Regions from separate parts of the Mus musculus genome. Here regions 2 and 3 are each linked to region 1. Evidence: chromatin loops called from intact Hi-C (ENCODE). Cell type or tissue: gastrocnemius. All regions are shown on one strand.

What was found. A loop is a pair of places that touch in the nucleus more often than their neighbours do. Peaks named below come from ENCODE experiments on the same cell type or tissue, not always from the same donor. Only the 100,000 strongest peaks of a DNase experiment are listed, where the experiment ranks them.
Region 2: a loop joins it to region 1, with 2.1 times the contacts of the local background. A loop is called at or near these places in 4 of 42 quality-filtered maps.
Region 3: it touches region 1 in a loop (2.0-fold over the local background); 4 of 42 quality-filtered maps call a loop at or near these places.

The regions. Positions count from the first base shown.
Region 1 is chr11:106,485,106-106,489,105 of GRCm38, reverse strand. Ern1 (endoplasmic reticulum (ER) to nucleus signalling 1) reads left to right here and starts at 1,310. Exons shown (of 22, transcript NM_023913.2): 1 at 1,310-1,489. The coding sequence starts at 1,430. In gastrocnemius, a CTCF peak has its summit at 1,833; DNase peaks (open chromatin) are centred at 252, 1,226 and 1,738; H3K4me3 peaks cover 2,337 bases; H3K27ac peaks cover 2,227 bases.
Region 2 is chr11:106,287,690-106,291,689 of GRCm38, reverse strand. It overlaps Tcam1 (testicular cell adhesion molecule 1), which reads right to left. Exons shown (of 8, transcript NM_001379686.1): 8 at 3,553-4,000. Among named protein-coding and RNA genes, the nearest start is that of Gh, 12 kb to the left of the region's middle. In gastrocnemius, a CTCF peak has its summit at 2,141; a DNase peak (open chromatin) is centred at 2,098.
Region 3 is chr11:106,274,314-106,278,313 of GRCm38, reverse strand. Tcam1 (testicular cell adhesion molecule 1) reads right to left here and starts at 1,592. Exons shown (of 8, transcript NM_001379686.1): 1 at 1,521-1,592. In gastrocnemius, a CTCF peak has its summit at 1,654; a DNase peak (open chromatin) is centred at 1,692; H3K4me3 peaks cover 796 bases; H3K27ac peaks cover 1,750 bases.

The sequences.
Region 1 (4,000 bases):
CCCAACACACCCCTAATCCCTACCTATCATATACTACCTCTTTGCGGTTTTTTCCCCCCCTAGGATAACCTTTTCTCTTCAAAAACCTGAAAATTCCAACGGGCTGTCAAAGGAGCAAGCCAGGGGAAACAGAGAATTTGCTCCGGTTCTCCCGTGGCCCCACATAATCTGGGTTGGCTTCAAACTCACTAGGTAGCCAAGGATTACTTAGAACTTCGGATCCTGTCTCCACCCCCAGGGTGCTGGGATTTCAGGTGTGAGGCAACACATCCAATATTGGGAGGGCTGGAGATGTAGCCCAGTACCTCTCTCGCAGACTATGCAAGTGCTGTACCAACAGAACTACACTCCCAGCAACTCCCTTTTTCTACTAGAATAATAAGCTACTTTTTCCTTGAGCACTGAATGTTTTGTCTTTCCTATTATAAACAAGTTCTCCCTCTTCCAACTCAGAGGAGGGCAGCTTGGGACCCAGTGACCAAACAACTTATTGGGCTCATTAGTTCTGATTAATAATCCACACCCTTAAATAGACCTTGGAGTCCTCAGCCCACCTCCAAAGAGTTGTGACACATGTCCTCTCAAGCTTCACCAGGCCACATCTACAAAGGTCACATAAACACATGTGACACGAGAGGCCCGCATGATTTCCTTATAATTTTTGGTGAATGAGTTGGCTGTTGTTCATCCCGAGAGGAACGGATGGCTGCTGGACATGACTTTCGGGGAATTCCTGAGGGGCAAGGCTAGGGAAGAAAGGGGCCTTCGGGCTGGATGAGGCACAGCTGGAGGACCCTCGTCAGTGAACTCTAAGGCTGCGTCTCAGGGTCGAATTTCCGCCAGCTGCTGAAACCCTTGCTCTGCTCTAGAGGTCGCTTAGACAACCCTTGTAAGTGGTGGCCGGCAGCAGGGAGACGGAGGGTTGTGGGCAAGCCTGGCGCCTCGGGTTCTTCATCGGGCGAGTGGGACTTCCTGTGGGGCAACATGTCATTTTCCCTTGGCTTGCGAACAAGCTTCTTCATTCAGAAGCACAGCGTCCACAAATACCCAAAGCCAAGAGTTGGTCTTCGGCTTCTAGCGCCCAGGATAGGAGGCAGCTAGAAGCTAGCACCGCGTTGGCCTCTAACCCCACCCTCCCACTCTTACCACGCCCACAAAACAACATAGGCTCCTCCCCATCCAGGCAGTGACTCCGCCTCTCACAGCCCCCGCCCCCGGGACCGCCCTAAAGCCCGCCCCGACCGGAAGAAGCCGGGACACAAGGCACTTATAGGGCTGGGAATGGGGGTGTCGCCGCCGCCCAGTCAGCTCCGTGTCCACCGATCCTCCGCCGGTGCCGCGCTGTCGTTGCGGCGCCCCCGTCCAGCCCTCTGTTCGCGCGGGCTCCAGAACCGGCCGGCGGGGCCCGGAGTCAGGGCCACGTCCTGCCATGCCGGCCCGGTGGCTGTTGCTCCTGCTGGCGCTGCTGCTACCGCCGCCCGGCCCCGGGGTGAGTAACCAGGGGAGTGCGGTGCGGGGACGGGCCGGCTCGCGGCCAGAGGAGAGTCGCGCGGTGGCGGGGGCTGGCGTCCGAGCCGGGCCGCAGCGGCGGGAGGCCCGGCGCCTGGGCTGAGGCAGCTGCGGGAGGCTTGGCGGTGGGAGCTGCGTCGGCCGGCCACACACTGGCGTCCGCCTCCGGAGGCGCCTCCGGGGCCAGCGCGGCCGAGGCAGACCGCGAGCGGCTCCACGGCCCGGGACGCGCGCGACTCGGAGCTGTCTCCCAAAGGCCGGGCCCTGGGCGCGCTGCCCACCTGCCCCGCGGTCTCCACAGGTGGGCGCCCGCACTGCCGCCGTGGCCGCGGATGGACACCCGAAGCCGGGGGAAGCGGGTGGTGGACTGGAGTTTTGAGTCTTTACTCGAAAGTTTTTTGTTTTGTTTTGTTTTTAAATGAGACTTTGGAAAGCGTTTGAAGCCGGGAATGGGCACGGCGTTTTTAGCCAGCCGCCGCTGGTTTCTGCCTACCTGACCCGAAGGTTTCTTTGTATTCGGAGGCAGGGGGCTTCCTACTAGTAATTTTGCTAGACAGTGAAGGTGTCATTAAACAAGTTAAGCTGTGGGCATTGGATCCTTTTAAAGACCCGGTGTGTGGGCCAGAGTTGTACTGCAAAACTTAAAGCTGTCTCACGTGCGGGGCCGTCAGAAACGTCTTCGCTTTTTTTTTTTTTTTTTTTGAGAAGAATATCGGTTTATATTTATTTAACTCTTTATCCACTCAGGATTTGAACACTTTGGCTAAAGAGGACATTTTGTAGGCGGACATGGCTATTTTCATCTTCTGGTTGGAAGAACTGGGGGCTTTAAAATTTTTTTAAAATGCACTTTTCAGGATGTGGGCATGGTACACTTGTGCTGGTTCTATTTAATGACCTCTTTGAAGGTACCGTGTTCCCTTTAATATGGCATATCATGTACCAGGTGTCCTGGTGGAAGACTGACATGTGTGGAGACCCGCGGGCCAGCCGCGGCCAACTCTTTGAACTCTTATGCCTTGTAGGTAAATAATTGTCTGTGCTCTCAGAATAACAAATTAGAATTTAGAGACTACTGAAGTATTAAAGAAGGTCTACTTTTTCAAATTCAAGTTGGTTTGTTTTTTTCCAAACGGAAATTTATATGCGTTTTCTTCATGGTAGACCCTAGGTGTTTTTTGTTTTTTTGTTTTTGTTTTGTTTTCTTCTTCTTCTCCTAATTAAAAAGAAAAGATGTACTTTTCACAACTAGGACCAGGTTTTGAACTTGGGCGCTTCACCTTGGGTTGATTGATTGCTGCCTGGTATCTGCTCACAGATAACGAGTATAAACAGAATGACTGGATGTTTCCCATGGAGCTCGAACGTTTCATAGTTTCCCAGCCGAGGTGGACCCGGTTTCCTTCTGAACAGCTTTGCATTTCTTCTGCTTTTGCTGGATTCTAGTGTTTTTGTCACTCAGCAGCATAGGAGAAGGAGCCAGCAACGATTTAGCTTTAGTTTTAGTTCATGTATTTTCAAGTCCTGCTTAGAAACGCAGACTTGTCAGAGTTCACATAAAAGATTCCAGGCCCTTAGCAAAGGTTGTTTTACTGTAACTTTTTTAGTCGAAAGGTTGGCTTTTACTTTTCAGAATTTTCTTCTAATAAAAGATTTCTTTAACTCCAAACATAGTAAGATAGGATTTTTAAGACCTGAAGTGGAAGTCAGAGCAGAATTCATACTTAGAGTAGACAGCAATGACGCTGGGCAAAGCACAGCAGCTGTTACATCAGATAGCCCAGTCTAACTGAGAACTTGCTAGCTGTATCCTCAGGCAAGTTATTTTTTTTTTTTAGGGACTCAGTTTCCTGATCTGTGAAATGGGGGCAGCTAGTGCGTGGGAGGGAAGGTACTTGCACATACGAGCTGGTGTGTGTGTATTCTCTTCCTCTCCCTGCCAAAGTGCCTTTTACTCCTTCATTGTAAGTGTTGTGCTTTTATGGTTATTTTGTTTTGACCGATGGAGTAGCTTGTGCACTGGAGGCAATGCTCTGATTTTCAGGGAGTGTGTTTTTTAATTGAGCCTGACACTGACTCAGTATTAGTTGACATTCGAGGCTACAAGACCCAAAATGCAGTAACATCCTTATTAGTAAGCACTGGAGGCTGCTTTTGTCAATCCAGAATGTGCTTAATAAGTTAGTTACATTCTAGAGTTTTCCCTTTCTTCCCAGACCCTTATCTTATACCTAATGTGGGTTAATTTTACATGGGCACCACTTCAAGATTGGCAGCATGTGAGACCAAATGCGTTTGTTTAAAAAAAAAAAAAGCTCAGCGAAGATATATCAAGTTTATTTAGTCGGTATTTGGTTTGATGTGGGTTAAGGAAAAGTCCCTGAGAACCAAGGACTGTAGATGTAAGAAACACACTGTGCCTCAGAGAGAGAAATCTCAACCAGAAATGCCCTTGTTTATCCTTTTCCTTGATAGCTATCATCTGAATGAA
Region 2 (4,000 bases), 200 kb after region 1:
TAGCAAGCCCTCTAACCCAAAGATTCCATGGGCTCCCTAAAACAGTGTCGCCAGCTGAGGACCAAGCATTCAAACATATCATGTGTAGGGGGAATTTAGAATTCAGAGCATAGCACATCTCTTAACCAGGGGCCCAGTGTCCAGAGCTGCCTGCTGCTGAGGTCAGAATATCTGACCCTTGTCTGTCTTGGGAGTAGAAGTCTCTGGCTTTCTGACCAGTAGGACCAGCAATGTTACAGGTGATTCTGAAGTCAAAATGGCTGGAATCCTTTCGAGGCCATCATTCCAGGGTGTAGGGTAGTAAGTTTGAGGCTAGCCTGGGCTACACAGGGAGACTTTTTTCCAACACACACACACACACACACAGAGAAAGAGGGAGAGAGAGAGAGAGAGAGAGAGAGAGAGAGAGAGAGAGAGAGAGAGAGAGAGAGAGAGAAGAGTTTGGTTTTTTGGTTTTTTTTGTTTTGTTTTTTGGTTTTTTTGAGACAGGATTTCTCTGTATAGCCCTGGCTGTCCTGGAACTCACTCTGTAGACCAGGCTGGCCTCGAACTCAGAAATCTGCCTGCCTCTGCCTCCCAAGTGCTGGGATTAAAGGCGTGTGCCACCACGCCCGACTGAGAGAGATTTTTAGAACATGGTAAGTGCCAGGTTAAGGAGAGTAATTAATGGCCTTTTGAATTGCACTAGCAGGTGAGTTCTCTTTTCCCAAAGCAGGAAGCCATTTAGCCTGGTCTTAGTCTTCCCATGTCTTCTTTAGTGTGTCCTGAAGAGGTAATACAAGTGCTACAGATCTCGCTGATGACCTGGTAGAAGCTTCCTCCCCATGCGCCCCCACCCCATTTGGCTGAGAGATGGCTCAGGACATGGAGGGACCTAGTCTAGGCCTGGGTAAAGGTCAGTGTTGAGTTTTCAGTTGCTGGTGTTGTAGTTTCATTTTGTTGCCCTGATAAAACCAGATGAAAAGCAACTTAGGGAGGAAAGGGAATTGTTCAGCGTACAGGTTTCAGTCCTTGACTGGGGGAGGGCAGGGCAGAAACTGTGAAGAGGAGGATAGCTCCTTGCTGGTTTGCTCAGACTGGTGCTTAGACAGTTTTCTTATGCAGCCTCGGATCACCTGCCCAGGGAATAGCACCGCCCATGGTGGGATGGGCCTTCCTACATTAGTACATAAATAAGCCCGCCCCCAAGACAGGCCACAGGATAACCTAATTGGGAAAAGCCCTTCAATTGTGACTCTCTTCTCAGGTGACATTAAGCTGTGTCAAGTTTTGACAGTTAATTGAGATACGGGACATTTATACCCTTTCTGGGGATGCCCTGGTCCCAAACTTGAGAGTTTACCAAGGAATGGAGTTCTAGCAGAATTTTTTTCCTGTCCTTTGTCTTGGAAGGAATAGTGCCAATATTATTAAGAATTGTCTTTGGGGTTTTTCAAAGTCTAGGCTTATGTACCAGGTATGGTGGCACACAACTTTAATGTCAGTACTGAGAAGACAGAGGCAGGTAGATATTTTATGTATTAAAGGCCAGTATACTCTTCATAGCAAGTTTCAAGCCACCCAGGTTTACACTGACAGACCCTGTCTCAGAAATAAAACAAAAGGTGTAACTATGGAAGAGAGACACCAGTACTGTCTTATTTAGGGTTTTTATTGCTGAGATGAAACACCAAGACCTAAAAGCAAGTTGGGGTTTATTCGGCTTATATTTCCAGATCACAGTCCATCATGGAGGAAGTTAGGACTCAAGGGCAGGAACCTGAAGTTGATGCAGAGTCCATGGTGGGGTGCTGCTTACTGGCTTGCTCCTCATGGTTTGCTCAGTCAGTTTTCTTATAGAACCCAGGACCACTGGCCCAGGGATGGCACCACACACAATGGGCTGGGCCCTCCCCTGTTGATCACTATTTGAGCAAATGCTCTAGAGCTGGACCTCATGGAGGCGTTTCCTCAACTGAGGCTTCTTCCTCTGTAATGACTCTAGATTGTGTCAAGTCGGCACACAAAACCAGCCAGTACACTAACCTCTGAAAGATGTCACATGGAAAGCCGGGCCGGAGTCAGCAGGATCATCTCAGATACCTGGCAGCTCGCCCAACAGGGGCCTCGCAGGGCCATCTGGTAACAGTGGCACCATGTGGCAGTGAGAAGTCACAGCAGTCTAAACCACTAGCTCCCCTTGCTGGGCCTACAAAGCCAATGTCACCGTCAGCGTTTGGGTTTATGTGCCCTAGGTGGCATCTGCAAATGTGACTGCTGCTGACCAAGCCTGGTGCAGCTAATCCAAGACAGTAAGACTGCTGAGGTCCCTGGATTAAGGTGATCTGTGTATCCGTCTTAAATCTGCTTCCTAATGTACTTTCCCACATGCTAACCTCGAGAAGATGACTTGGAGAGGAACGACCAAACTCGGTGCGGAAATTGGCATTGCGAAGGCCTTTCTGGGAATACTGATTTACAAATTTGAAATACATTCTAGGTCCTGAGTTAAGACTTTCTCTAAACAAACCACACTTTTCTGGTCATAGAAATGAATGTGCCTTCAGTTTAGACCTGGGTTCCCCCTAAGGCCCATGTCTTAAGGGTTCTCCGACCATGGCACAATTGGGAGGCCATGAAACAAGATGGCACCTAGTGAAATGTCCAGAGGGAATTTAGAATTCCAGCCCCTTTGTATTTCTCTCTTTGCTTCCTTCTTCCATGAAGTGGAAGGCCCCCTCTGTGCTTCCAGCAGAATATACTGCCTCTACACAAGCCCAAACAAATTGAAGACTTGGAAACTATAGTGGAAATCATTCTTTCTTGTGGGTTGACATACCTGATATTTGTCACAGCAACAAAAAGTGAGCACATTCCTCACAGATTCTAAGTTTGTAGAAGCAAAGACAAACACTTTGTTTGCCACGGGGCCTCTGTTACCTTGTATGGTGAAACCAAAGGATAATTTTTTTAAAAAGATTTTATTTTTATTTTTAAAATTTGGGGGGGGGTGAGACAGGGTTTCTCTGTGTAGCCCTGGCTGTCCTGGAACTCACTCTGTAGACCAGGCTGGCCTCGATTCAGAAATCCACCTGCCTCTGCCTCCCAATATTTATTTTTATTTATATGAGTACACCGCAGCTATATTCAGACACACCAGAAGAGGGCATCGGATCCCATTAAGATGGCTGTGAGCCACCACGTGGTTGTTGAGAACTGAGCTCAGTCAGTGCTCTTTACCTCTGCACCATCTCTCCAGCCCCCAAAGGATGATTTTTACACCAAATCCTTAACCTCAGATTCAGGATAGTCCAGGAAGAAAGGGAGACACCCTTTGGTATCTGATGCTGCGTCATTTCTAGCTAGTATCTGCAAGGTGGAAACTGGGCATGAGTGTGAGCTTTGGTTTTGAGAGCAGGAAAAACAGGCCACTGACTGGAACTGAGACATCGCTTGCTGTAGGCTAGCTGCTCACATTACCAACTAAAAGCTATCCTCAAAGTTCTGAAACGCAACCATTTATGCTTAACATAACACAAGCTTCACTTACGATAACGGGAAAAGAAACTCATATTCACAAAGCCTATTTTATTTTGCCACAGCTAATATCTCAGTAGACATTTCATGACAGCTCTGGAGCAAAGACCTGGCTTGATGTACTTCAAGCCATCATCTAGACGGACAGTCCTTCCAAAGGACAGTGAAAGAAGCTGAGCTGTTACTGCATAGGGTGAGCCAGTCACAGAGAATTCCGGTGACAGAACAGAGTCCCATCTGTGTGTTAAGCACACTGCCGTGGGGTTGAGTACTTCCATTCTAGGTGGGACTCTGTGGCACCGACAACGATGAAAACAGGCAATTCTTGTGGAGGGGGAGAGTAAACCTGGGACTCCGCCTCTAACAGAAAGGGATTCGGAGTGTGGCACCCTAAGACCGATTTCATGGAGATAGTCTATCTTCTACATTAAAGCTGCCCTCCCAAAGTTAGTTCGGGTGTGATGGTACACACTTGTAGTCCCAG
Region 3 (4,000 bases), 210 kb after region 1:
TGTGGGACAGGACCTATCCCAGATGTGTGAGGTATGGCTTCAGCCACATCCTGTGCTTTGGACGTTGGGTTCTCGAGGCCCATTCGCATTCAAGTGTTCCTGAGGTTTCTCCTAAGCGGGAGCCACACTCCAGCCTTTGCCTCCTCTCTGCCTGGGAGCCATCCCCTCCTCCCCTTGCTCTCTGCTCATCTCTTAGGAGGTCCCTTTACCCTGACTACTCTCTCTTCAGCCCTCAGCACCCACAATGTCGGTCCGTTTTCCTTTCCTATCCTACACATCACCTCTAACACATTTACGGTGGCCATGCCCTGTAAGTGTTACCACGGAGAGAACCTAAATAACTCCCCCTAATTTCAGTTGTTCTCTGTTAACTTAAAAAGCTACTCACTGTGAAGGTCACACAGTGTAGCAATGCAGTGTTGGTCTTCCAGTTATAGATTGCAACTGACCACAGTTAAGAATGGTTGCCTGGGTTACTTTTTTTTTTTTTTTTCTAAACATCCTGAAGACTGAAAGCACTCTTCAATCCAGCCTTGGATGAGTGATTGGAGAGAATAAAGAGGCCTGCCTCTGTCTTCAGACAGTGTTGCATGCAGATATATGGGACCATTTGAAAACACTTTGGTTCAAAAGGATAATACGGGGTTAACTTGACCTAGAGCCCACCCCCCTTTAAAGTCACCTACAGCAGTGGTGACTACAATCATCAGTCCATGAAATTAGCAAAAAGGGACAGCACTGCCTAACCCTGAGTCCTGGAAAGTCCTGACTTTGTCTCAGAAAACATGACCACTACTGTCAGCCAGCTCTGAATTGAGAAGCATCTTTGGCCACTGAATAAAGATCTCTCTTGCCAATGGCTTGTGGTGGTGGTGGTGGTGGTATGCCAGGAACATTTTTCCAAGTTTCCGCTGTGCCTCTCTTCCCTGAACTAAAAGGCTGTGTCCGGCCAGGCATGGTGGCACATGCCTTTAACCCCAGCACTTGGGAGGCAGAGGCAGGCGGATTTCTGAGTTTGAGGTCAGCCTGGTCTACAAAGTGAGTTCCAAGATAGCCAAGGCTACACAGAGAAACCCTGTCTCGAAAAACCAAAACCAAAACCAAAAAAAAAAAAAAAAAGAAAGAAAAAAAGAAAAAGAAAAAAGGCTGTGTCTGTCTTCCTTGCACTATAAACACCATGAAGGAAGGGTCCCTTGTTTTAGCCACTGATGGGTTCCTACAGACTGGAACGGTTATAGCAATTACCAATGGTGGAACCAAAGGAAATATAAACTAATACTTGTGGGAAGGAACACTTGGATGGGGGATCAAAAGGCCAGCCTTCGCTGGGAAAGTGGCGTGCATACAGTTGAGTCTGAAGGCATTTAACGGCAGTATTTAAAACACTTGGAAATAGATGGGAACCAAATACTTCCAGGCGTGTTGGCTAACTCCCCCACCTGCTAGCTGATCCTCTCCTGGATTTCACAAGTACAAACCGACATAAATCCAAGCAAACCAAATAGGACCCAAATCCTCACTGAGTCAAAGCGGTCGTCTTGCCCCTCTTGCCTCACTGCCGAACCTTCCTCGATGCTTGGGGACCTCAGACTGAACAGCGACATCGCCAACGCGCTCGAAACCACCACGTGCGGCAACCGTTGAGTCCGTGCTCCTGTAAGGGGCGCTGTGCGCCTGTGCTGCGCCGAAGTCCCCTGATCTGCCCAGAAACTCGTGACGCTTACTCTGCCTCTTAACAGGATTGGCTGAGAGGAGAAGCGTGAACAAATAGCTTAAAAAGCTGGGTGCTTCGGAAGAAGAGTAGGGAAGCCATCTCCTGCTTCGAAAGGAGTGCGGATTTGTCTCTAGACAATCGCTACTGAGCGAGGCTTGGTGATGCAGACCCATAACCCTTGCTTATGGGAGCTGGTGGCAAGAGAAATACCAGTGCAAGGTCATGCCTTGATACTTGGGCTGTTGGTAGACAATAAGCTAGGTGGGGACAGACAGTAAAGTCAACCATGCCGCACTAAGCTCTTTAGACAGGCTTTCCCAAAAGTTACCGGCGTTTAGACTATGTAGAGCGGTGGGGTCCTTTACAGGCAATCCTGCGATCGCGTGATACAGCAAAGCAGGGCTGTTCCCAAAGTCGGGATGGAAGGGAAGGTGGAAGCGCCTCTCCTATCTCAGACTCAGCTCAGAGTCCCTGAGAGTTCTGAGAAGCCCAGAGAGCTACATTCTGAAGTCCCCTGATGAAGATAAGTGAGGACACTCGGGTTCGTGGATGGAAGTGTTCTGATTTGCTTTCTCGGGGAAAAGAAATGCCAGAGGATTGGCTAGGGTGGCCCATGCAGGAAGCCAGTTGGATGGGGTGGAAGACATGCTGAGGAGCTAGGAAAGATTTGGGAAAACAGAAGTACGTGATTCAGAATGGGGGTGGGGGTGGAAGATGACGGTGGTGTCGAGAAAGAGAAAGCTCTAAGCTGTTGTCACCACCTTGCCTTTTACCCCTAGCATGGACTCTAACCCTTCGAAACCATAAGGCCAATTAAATGGGTTTTGTTTGTTTGTTTGTTTTTAAAGACGGGGTGTCTTTGTGCAACACGGCTTTGTAGACCAGGCTGGCCTTGAGCTCACAGAGATCCACTTGCCTCTGTCTCTTGAGTGCTGGGACCAAAAGTCTGCACCCCCCACATGCAGTTTAAGTGTTTCCTTTTCTAAATTGCTTTGGTCATCACATTTTGTCACAGCAATAGAAAAATAGCCAATATCACCGGAAAACAGCTTTAATGTATGAGCTATGTCTCCATCCCTGCAGCATCCTTTTTACTGACCATGTAACACTGTTTCATGTGCATTATCTGATTCTCTGTTGTCAGACACTGATGCTGTTACATGATATAAAGAAAACACTAGGACCATAACAGCAAGCCTTGGCTCTACAGAGCAGCAAGTCAAACTTGGCTGACCCCACAGAAGATTCACAGGCCAGTTCATGCAGGCTTAGCTTTCCTGCTCTTTGAACAAAGGAGCCCCTCCCCCACCTTCTGGAGACAGGATCTTATTATGTACACTGTAGCCAATAATGAAACTGACCTTCCACTTCTCTGGCCTTCACCTCCCAAGTGCTGAGATTACAGGCATGCATGACCACACCCAGCTTTATGTGGTGCTAGGGATGGGAGGCAGGGCTCCACGCATGCTAGGCGAGCACACTGCCAACGCCGTTATATTCCCCAGTCCAGAGCAAAGAAGCCGATATGACACGCTAGCTTAGGAGTAGAAGAAAACATCTGGCAAACACTGATGGCAGAACCCAAGCAAAGCTGTAAACGTTACAAGTCATTTTTTCCTTCCAAAAGAGCCTTTCCAGACTTCATAAGCTCCTCTTTGCCAAGCCTTTGTCACTGCAGCCCCAGAAGCCAATTAAATGAAGTTTCTTGGGATGTTCCAGGATGGGAAGCTGAGCTCCTAGGACCTAATTCCATGTTCTTTTACATCAGCTCTGGTCCCTCCACTGTCTGCAGATTCTATACTTTAGATTGCCTGTTAGATTATGTATGTAAAGACTGTGATCACAGAAGAGTTGTGTGTGTGTGTGTGTGTGTGTGTGTGTGTGTTTGTGCACTTTCAGGGCTTTAATTTTCAAATGGCTTCCACTAAACAGGTGCTCTGAACCAAAGTCACTTGAAGGTGCCTTTCTGGAGACAGACCCCCCTCCCCCATTCTCTCTGCCCAGGAGGTCTAGTTCTTAGGTAACTGAGCCTTCACTCTGCCCAGACAGTCTTAGGTAACTGATCCAGACCTTACTTTTCATATAAGTAATTCATGCTGGCTTTGGTCTCGAGACCCTGCTTCCCTGACATTTTTGGGACCTGCTACCATCTCTGAAAGCTCAAAAGCTTTGTGGCACACAAGTGAGATCAACCCACCTACAGGACAACTCTTTATTGGACAAGTTAACAAAAGCAGTTTAGTCAAAAGACCAAAGCCTATGTCATCTTTGGCCAGCCTGGTCTAC